Linked DNA regions of Homo sapiens: regions 2, 3 and 4 are each linked to region 1. Evidence: chromatin contacts called from ENCODE Hi-C or POLR2A ChIA-PET data. All regions are on one chromosome and are shown on one strand. Each heading gives the region's core, a stretch centred on a gene start or an enhancer-like site at or near the end of the contact. The rest is flanking DNA. Distances are from core to core; before and after follow the strand shown.

Evidence for each region. Hi-C counts contacts between places; a loop is a spot of excess contacts on that map. ChIA-PET counts read pairs that join two places held with the same protein, here RNA polymerase II (POLR2A). Pooled maps may share reads with other maps.
Region 2: a map of endothelial cell of umbilical vein shows a loop between it and region 1 (7-fold over the local background). The contact joins two enhancer-like sites. A Hi-C loop is called at or near these places in 2 of 168 maps with a recorded cell type or tissue (K562 and endothelial cell of umbilical vein), 2 of 37 single-sample maps with no recorded cell type and 4 of 50 pooled maps. POLR2A ChIA-PET finds 5 or more read pairs at or near these places in 9 of 52 experiments (AG04450, HCT116, HEK293 and 6 more).
Region 3: a loop to region 1 is called in a map of PC-9, with 28 times the contacts of the local background. The contact joins two enhancer-like sites. A Hi-C loop is called at or near these places in 60 of 168 maps with a recorded cell type or tissue (A673, B cell, CD14-positive monocyte and 36 more), 37 of 37 single-sample maps with no recorded cell type and 39 of 50 pooled maps. POLR2A ChIA-PET finds 5 or more read pairs at or near these places in 12 of 52 experiments (A549, CD4-positive, alpha-beta T cell, GM10248 and 8 more).
Region 4: a loop to region 1 is called in a map of heart right ventricle, with 3 times the contacts of the local background. The contact joins two enhancer-like sites. A Hi-C loop is called at or near these places in 5 of 168 maps with a recorded cell type or tissue (GM18951, Jurkat, esophagus squamous epithelium and 2 more) and 1 of 50 pooled maps. POLR2A ChIA-PET finds 5 or more read pairs at or near these places in 7 of 52 experiments (AG04450, BJ, GM10248 and 4 more).

The regions. Positions count from the first base shown.
Region 1 is chr14:34,330,454-34,333,153 of GRCh38, forward strand. No RefSeq gene overlaps it. Among named protein-coding and RNA genes, the nearest start is that of SPTSSA, 130 kb to the right of the region's middle. Within about 2 kb of position 1,383, at least 11 of the 41 ENCODE cell types and tissues checked have a DNase peak (open chromatin) inside an H3K27ac peak, as active enhancers do; they include HCT116, PC-3, PC-9 and 1 more, where a contact is called at or near this core.
Region 2 is chr14:34,547,790-34,550,489 of GRCh38, forward strand. All of the region lies in intron 2 of LOC105370449 (a long non-coding RNA gene), which reads right to left. Among named protein-coding and RNA genes, the nearest start is that of EAPP, 9.4 kb to the left of the region's middle. Within about 2 kb of position 1,285, at least 12 of the 41 ENCODE cell types and tissues checked have a DNase peak (open chromatin) inside an H3K27ac peak, as active enhancers do.
Region 3 is chr14:34,496,245-34,499,079 of GRCh38, forward strand. No RefSeq gene overlaps it. Among named protein-coding and RNA genes, the nearest start is that of SPTSSA, 35 kb to the left of the region's middle. RefSeq lists enhancers at 1-232, 233-921, 292-1,491 and a silencer at 2,725-2,824. Within about 2 kb of position 1,392, at least 26 of the 41 ENCODE cell types and tissues checked have a DNase peak (open chromatin) inside an H3K27ac peak, as active enhancers do; they include HCT116, PC-3, PC-9 and 1 more, where a contact is called at or near this core.
Region 4 is chr14:34,519,041-34,521,740 of GRCh38, forward strand. All of the region lies in intron 5 of EAPP (E2F associated phosphoprotein), which reads right to left. Among named protein-coding and RNA genes, the nearest start is that of EAPP, 19 kb to the right of the region's middle. Within about 2 kb of position 1,396, at least 2 of the 41 ENCODE cell types and tissues checked have a DNase peak (open chromatin) inside an H3K27ac peak, as active enhancers do.

The DNA.
Region 1 (2,700 bases), core at 133-2,632:
GACCAAATGGAACATCTTTTGAGACTTTGTACCTCATCATGATTCAGGCAAGGCACAACCAGTGTCAAAATACTCAGAGAAAGAGGCATTTACAAAAGGAAAGAAAAGTTCACCTTCAAAGAGAGCAAGAGAATCAGACTTCTGAAGGACTGGTCGGTTAAATAAAAAATATAACAAGGACTTAAAGGGAAAATGTGCAGTATTACCAAAGTTACAAAATATCCATTCACGTGTTTCTGGTGAGAAAGCAGCAACTTACTCACTTGACTGCTGTATTCACAAAGCTCTCGCCATAGCTCTAAACATCCACATAGCAAATATGGGGTCCGGGAGCTTGTTTTGGAAGGTGCCCAAGTTTACAATAAACATTCACGTTTTATTATTTGGGGACCAGGCCTGTCAGGGTGACTCTGATACTTCTGATTTATCTCAGGGTGCAAAGTTTTTATGTTTTTATTTTTTACTGTTAAAGGTGAAGTGTTTAGACATACTGGAAACAGAGCAGATTTGGCTTTTATGCAGAACATGTGTGATCTGCCAAAAGCACCTTCACTTTAACCCCTGTCATGACTGGGTCTGAGACTGATTTTCCCCACCACCCACTGTGACCCCACTGGGTCAAGGCTTGTGTCTGCGTGTCTGCTGTTTCTCATAGAGTATCACAGTGGAGAAATCATGAAGAATGCAGTCAACAAATTAAGAGGACTTGGAGACCATTCAAGAGTCTGGAACAAACTAATGAATGAATTATAAGAACTTAGGAAATAACAAAACAGTCAACATTCATTGGCTTATGAGATAGACACTACACAGAGTGCTTTCTATATATCATCTCATTTCATCCTCACCACAGAAGGCAGGCATTAGTCTCGTTCTCAGTGATGGGCCTGAGACTCCCCTGACTCCAGAGCTCATATTCGTAACCAGTACACTATGCCCACTTTTAGAAAAGGAAGCACTAAGGTTCACTAAGGACAAGCCATGCCTAATCTTATCACCTCTATAAATGGGACTTCCAAACTAACAGATCTGAGAAATAGGACAGACCTGATTTCAGCAAGGGATTGACAAGATTTTTATTATTAAGGAGAATGACAAGTTTGAAATGAGATCTTAAAGCCAGGACACAAGGAACAGAAACAATCACATGTGGGGATGCTTTCGTGAGAATTAAAGCTGCAGATGAAGAGGCTGGAGTGCATGGATTTTTCCATAGTCTCTAGGTATGTTGTGTGTTTTTCTCGATACGTGAATCTAACCAGTGAAATTCTTCTCACGCCGAGCCCCCAGTTTGTTCCACCTGGAAATTATTAATACCTTGTCTTCCTGCCTTTGACCTGGAACGGCAGTGTGAGAATATTCTCCCAGGGGGCAGCAGAGAGCAGCAGGACGCTCCAGCATTGGAAGCCATACCCTGGAACCAGCTCAGACCTGTCCTCAGGGGCACCCAGGCTGGGCCCAAAATCTCAGAGTGTGCAAACACAAGCCTTCATAAACTGCCCCTACTAAACCTCACCTGCCCCAACCAGCACTACAGATACAAATCACACTGCCAAGGCAAATGGCAGAAGGAAGGGTGAGGCAGGGATAAGAAACTATATACACACCGATGGGGAGGGGGAAGCCTCACCTGCTTTAACCCAACTTGTTTTTCAGGTCCAGAAAAGCTGCACCCTTTGCAGCTTTGCTTCATGTCCATGTATTAAATGCATATTCACGCAGAAAAATGTATCATGAGAGTGTTAAATAAGAAAGGCCCCTGACCTGAGGCTGTCTCTGTACTCTCAGTTCCTAGGTAATGAACCGCAACCTAACTTAGCACATAAACTGAAAACCTAACTTGGGAGAATAACAAACAGCTGAGTCTCAGCCCCTCTGCAGCCCAGCTTCAGCCAATCACAGGCTGCCAACTGATCAGACCCGAGGCCAAATAAGGCAAGAGCTGAGCTGCAACCAACCAGGCTATTTCTGTACTTTAACTTGTTTTCTATATCACTGCTTCTTTGCAGAGTTCTCTGAATCTTTTGTAATTCTGAGTGCTGCCCGATTCATGAATCATTCCTTGCTCAAATAAACTGCTAAATTTAAATTGTCTAGAGGTTGTTTTGTTTTTTTAACAAGAGGCTTGTTTAAAAAGGCTCCTACTGAGGCAGGAGAATAGGATCTGGAGGCAGGAAACCTTCACGCAGACTTCCTAGAACTAAATTGAAAGGAAAACCCTAACTTTCCACACCTAAGCAACAAAACGACCAGAGGCTACTCTCTTTGACCTTTTCTGAACGACAAATGGGAAATTGGGTGTCAACAACAAATCAGACTGATTGCAGGTGGAGTCTTCTTTTGCAACTTGGTAACTTCACTCCAGCCTCTGAATAGTTGCGGTCCACAACCAGTCAGACCGATTGCAGGCCAAGTCTTCGTTTGCACATAGAAGTATAACTTTGTAACTTCACCCTAGCCTCCGATTGGTTGCAAAATGCCTCTGATAGGTTTGCACAGGAGTGACCTTTGTAACTTCAGCCTCTGGTTGGCTGCTTTCTGCAACGAGACTGATTGTAGGCTACCAATTCATTTACATGAGATGAGCATGAAGTGGCCAATGGGAAACTTCTAGTGGGTATTTGGACCCAAGAAGATTCTGTATCCGGGCTCTTGAGCCGCAGCTCGGGTTCGCTCCCACCCTACGGAGTGTACTTTCGT
Region 2 (2,700 bases), core at 35-2,534, 220 kb after region 1:
TGCGGTGAGCCGAGATCGCGCCATTGCACTCCAGCCTGGGCAACAGAGCAAGACTCCGTCTCAAAAAAAAAAAAAAAAGAAAGAAAGAAAGAAGGAAAGAAAAAGGCTTTTCATGAATGCTTTTAGGAGAGTCTCGTGACAGCCTCTGTACATGTCCCCAGGAGGAAACAAGAGACTCTGATGTTCAGGGCCACCATCCTGACATGGACCTTTCCTCCAGTTATAATGTTGCCATTTTGCTGTCTTAAGACCCTTATGTCCAAGCCTTCCCAGACCTCAGCACCCCCGGGATATGTGTAATAGAAGGGTAAATACACGCCAGGCGCGGTGGCTCACGCCTGTAATCCCAGCGCCTTGGGAGGCCGAGGTGGGCGGATCACCTGAGGTCAGGAGTTTGAGACCAGCTTGACCAACGTGGCGAAATCCTGTCTCTACTAAAAATACAAAAATTAGCCGGGCATGGTGGTGTGTGTCTGTAATCCCAGCTACTCGGGAGGCTGAGGCAGGAGAATCGCTTGAACCCAGGAGGCGGAGAGGTTGCAGTGAGCTGAGATCATGCCACTTGTACCACTCCAGCCAGCCTGGGCAACAGAGCGAGACTCTGTCTCAAAAAAAAAAAAAAAAAGTAAATAATACAAAACTGGTAGAAGGAAAGAAAAATGTTGGCCAGGCACGGTGGCTCACGCCTGTAATCCTAGCGCTTTGGGAGGCTGAGGCGAGAGGATCACTTGAGCCCAGGAGTTGGAGACCAGCTTGGGCAACACAGCAAGAGACCTCGTCTCTAAATTAAAACAAAACAAACCAAAACAAAACAGAAGGCAGGAGGAGGCTGCAGTGAGCGGTGATGGCGCCACTGCACTCCCACCCGAGTGACAAGAGCCTGCCTCAAAAAAGAAAAAACAAAAACATGTGCCCCTGGTGCCATAAGGAAAAGAGACTTTCCCCTTCCTTTGAGGCGTGAGTCTCTGCTTTTTGAGACAGGGTCTCTCTCTGTCACCCAGGCTGGGGTGCAGTGGCGTTATCCTAGCTTACTCACTGCAGCCTCGAACTCCTGGGTTCAAGCGGTCCTCCGGCCTCAGCCTTCCTCCTTAGCTGGAACCACAGGTTTGCGTTACCACACATGGCTAACTGGCTAATTTTATTTTATTTATTTTTTTTTTTTTGTAGAGACGGTGTCTTCCTATGTTGCCCAGGCTGGGCTTGAACTCCTGGGCTCAAGCGATCCTTCTGCCTCGGCCCCCCAAAATGCTGAAATTACGGGTGTCAGCCACCACGCCTGGCCTACGTGAGTCATATTAACAGCTAAATAAGCCTCTTGCCAGTTTTACAACCTAGGAAGGTTTTCCCTTGAGGGCCTTGAAGCCACCAACTCAAAAGGTAAATATCAAGGAAGATAGTGTCCCCCTGTCTCCTTTCTGTCTCTGGGAATTTACTTATGTATTGATTGATTTATATTTATTTACTTTTTTGTTTTTCTTTTTTGAGACAGTCTTGCTCTATTGCCCAGGCTGGAGTGCAGTGGTGCAGTCTCGGCTCACTGCAACCTCCACCTCCAGGGTTCAAGCGATTCTCCTGCCTCAGCCTCTCAAGTAGCTGGGATTACAGGCGCGTGCCACCACATCCAGCTAATTTTTGTATTTTTAGTACAGACGAGGTTTCACCATGTTGGCCAGGCTGGTCTCAAACTCTTGGTAATCCGCCCGCCTCGGCCTCCCAGAGTGTTGGGATTACAGGCGTGAGCCACTGCGCCCGGCCTCTATCTCTGGGAATTTAGCCTAGGTGGCTGGCTCCAAGTTATCACTACCTCCTTGTCATGGAGGTATCAGAGGCTTTATTTTCCCTTTGGGTAAAGGCAATTAATAACACAGCTGACCGCTGCAATTACCAGTTGAACTGAGGATGAACTGTGTGTAGCAAACAGTGCTAGGTTTCTTTCTTGAGGACAAATCCTTGACAACATGTATTTTAGGGCTTGCATCTGCCTACCTATGTAAAGGGGTGACCTTTCTTGGGGCTATAAACGGAACTGTCGGCCGGGCGCGGTGGCTCACACCTTCAATCCCATCCCTTTGGGAAGCCAAGGCGGGGGGGTCACTTGAGCCCGGGAGTTTGAGGCCAATCTGGGCAACATATGGAGACTTCCTGTCTACTTAAAAAAGAAGAAAAAAAGAAAAATTGAAGTTGTGTACCCAGAAGTCCCAGAGTCTCCCATTGATTTCCTCAGCAGTTTGTTGAGGCTTTCTCAGAATTTACTGGCATAGATCCAGGAGCAGACCAAAATTCTGCCCAGGTGTTAGCCCATCTTTGTCTGGGCTCTCTTACTGACTATCCAAACTCAAGTTAGGCAAAAAGTGGTAGGGTAGGCCGGGCCCGGTGGCTCACGCCTGTAATCCCAGCACTTTGGGAGGCCAAGGCGGGCAGATCACCTGAAGTCAGGAGTTTGAGACCAGCCTGGCCAACGTGGCGAAACCCCGTCTCTACTAAAAATACAAAAATTAGCTGGGCATGGTGGTGTGTGCCTGTAATCCCAGCTATTTGGGAGGCTGAGGCGCGAGAATCGCTTGAACCCAGGAGGTGGAGATCTCCCTGCAGTGAGCCGAGATCGCACCACTGCACTCCAGCCTGAGCAATACAGCGAGACTCTACTAAGATTTGGGGACAGTCTAGAGAAAGAAGAAATGAGGAAAGGCTAAACTGCTG
Region 3 (2,835 bases), core at 142-2,641, 170 kb after region 1:
CAGTAGGAGGCCAAGGCAGGCCGATCACTTGAGGCCAGGAGTTGGAGACCAGCCTGGCCAACATGGAGAAAACCCGTCTCTACTAATAATACAAAAATTAGCCTGTGTGATGGCACGCACCTGTAACCCCAGCTACTCAGGAGGCTGAGGCAGGAGAATCACTTGAACCTGGGAGGCGGATGGTGCAGTGAGCCAAGATCAGGTGACTGCACTCCAGCCTGGACAACAGAGGGAAACTGTCTCAAAAACAAAACAAACAAACAAAAACACAAGAACAGGGGACAGGAAAAGCCACTTCGTTTGGGAGCCTTTAAAGTCATTAATGTTAGCTACTTCTACGTCAGCACAGAGGAATTACACACCAAGGTGGTCTAAGATGTTAAGAATTCATTTAAACATGAGATTACTTCTTTTGGATTCTGTAAGTGCTAATGTTGAGAAATTCATGACTATTGCTTACCTGTTTGCATTTTATTTAAGGATGTTCTGGAAGAGCATTATCACATTTTCCCATCAGAGCTTGTGCAAAGAGGAAGCATTAGTGCTTCCTCCATCACTAAAGGAGAGGCCTTGCTTTTGAAGGCGGGGCCAGAGATTCTGCAAGTAGCTCACAGCGTGGCTTAAGGCTCTGCGTGAAGGCTCAAGTTAGCCGATTTTGACACATATGCAAATGATTATTTGCTAATCAAGCAACAACCAGAGTCATTAGCGCCTTTACAGCCCTTGGGATTGTGAGGACAAGTTGGTCAGGAGACAGGTGGCGCTCACTACCCCCATCTTGGATCCGTTGAGAGTTGCAGATCAGTAAAAACTTGGGAGCAACCCCGATGACTCATCTCTGAGTTGTCTCAACAGTGTGTTCCGGGAACTGGTAGAACAAATGGAATCTTTCAAAGGCCCGGGTCGCAAGAAGCTCACAGCCCAGATACGTAAGCATTACGCACAATTCCATTACCCCTGCAAGGCAAGCAGCCCATGCCAGCAACAGAGGCCAACCAGCCACAGGCTTCACTCAGGCAGCTTTGGTTTCATCTACAGATCCTGCTTTATTGTAACATGAGCACTGATGAAAAATTGGTAGGACTGAGAAAGTTAAAACTCTGTGCTGCCCAGATTAGGATAACAGACACACATAAAGGCATCTACAAAATTAAGAAGAAAGCGTCTCTCCCAATGACACATTACAGCTGTAAAGTATTGTCTTCTTTGAATGACCACTGCTCTCTTACTGAAATCCTTTGTTCTTTGAAATCACAGAGTATCAGAAACTTTGCTGTATGAAATTCTATCAGTAAGAATGAAATATTCCACTCTTGGCCAGGTGACTCTAAGTCACCTTAATACAGAGAAGCAGCCTTAATTGACAACCCAAGTCTAAGGCTTCCGAATGGGGATCTGTGTACACAGCATTCCTCATCTAAACTTTGCAGTTTCCAAGGAAACAGCACTCTAAGGGCATTTTGCAGTTCAGGCCTGACATTGATTTTTTTACACAAGCCCTGTTTTGCTTTGAGTTGTCAAAACACTGCTTCATTGAAAGTTTATCTCCACCCTTCCCCCAAATCCTACATAAACTGTCCTTTGAGGGCAGGCGTGGTGGCTCATGCCTGTAATCCCAGCACTTTGGGAGGCTGAGGCAGGCGGATCACTTGAGGTCGGGAGTTCTAGACCAGCCTGGACCCGTCTCTACTAAAAATACAAAAATTAGCAAGGCGTGGTGGCAGGCGTCTGTTATCCCAGCTACTGGGAGGCTGAGGCAGGAGAATCATTTGAACCTGGGAAGCGGAGATTGGAGTGAGCCCAGATCATGCCACTGCACTCTAGCCTGGACAAGAGCAAAACTCCCTCTCAAAAAAAAATAAATAAATAAAATAAAACACACACACAGAAAAACAAACAAAAAACTGTCCTTTGGTCCTCTGGTGTACAGTCTACCTCATTGCAACGGGTTAATAAACCTGACTTTCTCAGATTCCAAGTCTGTGCCTGAATGGGCTAGGACTGCATCGCAATCTATGAGAACCCTGCTGGTCTCAAAAAGGCTACATAACAATCTGTTTAGTATAGTATTTGGGATATGACTATACAGGTGTTGCAGGGAAAAACATTTAGCAAATTTATGCCTGAGATTCAGTTTCTTAATAAATATAGTCATTTGTTAGCTTAAAACTTAATTCTGTCCTTGAATTATGATTATTAAAATGTGAAAATAGCATTTTAAGAGCCTTAAAGTCTGCTTTAAAAGAAAAGTAAGATATGGGACCAGGCATGGTGCCTCACACCTGTAATCCCAGCAGTTTGGGAAGCCCAGGTGGGAGGATTGCTTGAGCCCAGGAATTTGAGACCAGCCTGGGCAACATAGTGAACCCTTGTCTCTAAAAAAAAAAAAAAAATTGTTTTTTAATTAGCAAGGCATGGTGGGCACACCTATAGTCCCAGCTACTTGGGAAGCTGAGAGGGAGGATTGCTTGAGCCTGGGAGGTAGAGGCTGCAGTGAGCCATGACTGCACCACTGCACTCCAGCCTGCTCAACAGAGCAAGACTCTGTCTTGAAAATATATACACGGAAAATTTGCATTCAGAGAAAAAAAATTCTCAGAGTTTGGTCAAAGAAAGTTAGCCTCACAGGGCTGAATTCCTGGCCAATTCATACTAATCCTGTAAGACTTGGCTCAAACATTCTCTCTTCTTGAAAGCTGTCCCTAATCCTTCTCTTCTATACTCTGGTGGCACCTGCTGTTATATTTGTGCCATGGCACACGCCAACCACAATATTGGGGTTGTTGGTTTACCTGTTTTCCCTGTTCATCTCAACTCATTGAGAGCAGAGCCCCT
Region 4 (2,700 bases), core at 146-2,645, 190 kb after region 1:
TGTAATCTCCAATGTTGGAGGTGGGACCTGGTGGGAGGTGACTAGATCTTGGGGGCAGACTTCCCCCTCGTGCTGCTCTTGTGATAGTGAGTACTCACAAGATTTGATTGTTTAAAAGTATGTGGCACCTCCCCTCTCTCTCTTCCTCTTGCTCTGGCCATGTAAGATGTGCCTGCTTCCCCTTTGCCTTCTGCCATCATTAAAAGTTTCCTGGCCAGGTGCACTGGCTCAAGCCTGTAATCCCAGCACTTTGGGAGGTCAAGGCGGGTGGATCACCTGAGGTCAGGAGTTCAAGACCAGCCTGACCGATATGGTGAAACCCCACCTCTACTAAAAATACAAAAATTAGCCAGGAGTGGTGGTGTGTGCCTGTAGTCCCAGCTACTTGGGAGACTGAGACAGGAGAATTGCGTGAACCTGGGTGGTGGAGGTTGCAGTGAGCCAAGATCGTGCCACTGCACTCCAGCCTGGGTGACAAGCAAGACTCCCTCTCAAAAAAAAAAAAAAAGTTTCCTGAGACCTCCCCAGCCATGCTTCCTATACAGCCTGTGGAATTATGAGCCAATTAAACTTCTTTCTTTATAAATTATCCAGTCTCGGGTATTTCCTTATAGCAGTGCAAGAGCAGACTAATACAACTACTGGCATTTTGCTGCTTTTTTTCTGGTTGTTTTGTAACTCTTCCCTTCCTTACTGTCTTCCTTCGTGATTAAGTGATTTTCTCTGGTAGTATGTTTTAATCCATTGCTTTTTGATTTTGGTGAATCTATTATAGGTTTTTGCATTATGGTTATCATGAAATCACAAAAAAAAAACTTACAGTTATAACAAGGTTCTTTCTTTTCTTTTTTTTTTTTTTTTGAAACAGAGTTTCGCCCTTGTTGCCCAGGCTGAAGTGCAGTGGCGCAATCTTGGCTCACTGCAACCTCCACCTCCCTGGTTCAAGTGATTCTCCTGCCTCAGGCTGCTGAGTAAGCTTGGATTACAGGTGTCCGCCACGACTTCCGGCTAATTTTTTATATTTTTAGTAGAGATGGGGTTTCACCATGTTGGCCAGGCTGGTCTCGAACTCCTGACCACAGGTGATCCACCTGCCTCAGCCTCCCAAAGTGCTAGGATTACAGGCATGAGCCACCATGCCTGGCCCAGTTCTTTCTTTTCTCTCTTTATTTTTTTCTTCTTTTTTTGAGACAGAGTCTCACTCTGTCACTCAGGCTGGAGTGAAGTGGTGTGATCTTGGCTCACTGCAACCTCCACCTCCTTGGTTCAAGCAATTCTCCTGCCTCAGCCTCCCCAGTAGCTGGGATTACAGGCACGCGCCAACACGCCCAGCTAATTTTTGTATTTTTAATAGAGACAGAGTTTCACCATGTTGGCCAGGCTGGCCTTGAACTCCTGACCTCAGGTGATCCACCCTCCCCTGCCTCCCAAAGTGCTAGGATTACAGGCATGAGCCACCACACCTAGCCCTTTATTTCTGAGACAGAGTCTCACTCTGTCCCCCAGGCTGGAATGCAGTGGTGCAATCTCAGCTCACTGCAACCTGTGCCTCCCAGGTCCAAACAATTCTCGTGCCTCAGCCTCCCAAAAAACTGGGATTATAGGCAAATGCCACCATGCTCAGCTAATTTTTTAATATTTTTAGTACAGAGGGGTTTCACCGTGTTGGCCAGGCTTGTCTCAAACTCCCTGCCTCAAGTGATCCACCCGCTTCCGCCTCCCAAAGTGCTGGGATTACAGGATAAACCACCACACCCAGCCTGGCATTTTTTTTTTTCATTCCACTCCCTCCTGATCTGTATGCTTTCCACTGAGAAATCTGTTGCCAGATGAACTGTAGCTACTTTATATGCTATTTGCTTCATTTATCTTGCTCCTTTCAAGATCCTCTCTTTGTCCATAACCTTTGGACAGTTTTACTGTTTTATTGTTATATGCCTGGGGGTGGTTTTATTTGAGTCAAATGTGTTTGGTGTTCTCTGGCCATAAATATCTCCTTCTCAAGTTTTGGAACATTTTCTGCTATTATTATAATTATTATTTTTGAGACCAAGTTTTGCTCTTGTTGCCCAGGCTGTAGTGCAATGGTGTGATCTCAGCTCACTGCAACCTCCGCCTCCTGGGTACAAGCGATTCTCCTGCCTCAGCCTCCCGAGTAGCTTGGATTACAGGCATGCACCACCACGCCCAGCTAATTTGATTACATTTTTAGTAGAGACAGGGTTTCACCATGTTGGCCAGGCTGGTCTCGAACTGCTGACCTCAGGTGATCCACCCACCTCCGCCTCCCAGAGTGCTGGGATTACAAGTGTCAGCCACCATCCCCAGCTACTGCTATTAATTTTTTGAATAAGCTTTCTACTCCTTGCTTTTGCTCTACTCCCTCCTGAGTACCAATTCTTAGATTTAATCTTTTGAGATAATATTTTATATCTTGTAGACCTTCATACCTTTTCTTTCTCCTCTGATTGTGCATTTTCAAACAGTCTATCTTTAAGCTCACTGATTCTTTCTTTTGCTGATCCCTTCTGCTGTTGAGAGCCTCTAATGAATTTTTTAGTTCAGCAAATATATTTCTCAGAGTTCCCAGATTTCTTTTTTTTTTTTTTTTTTAGATGGAGTCTCGCTCCATTGCGCAGGCTGGAATGCAGTGGCATGATCTCGGCTCACTGCAACCTCTGCCTCCTGGGTTCAAGCGAT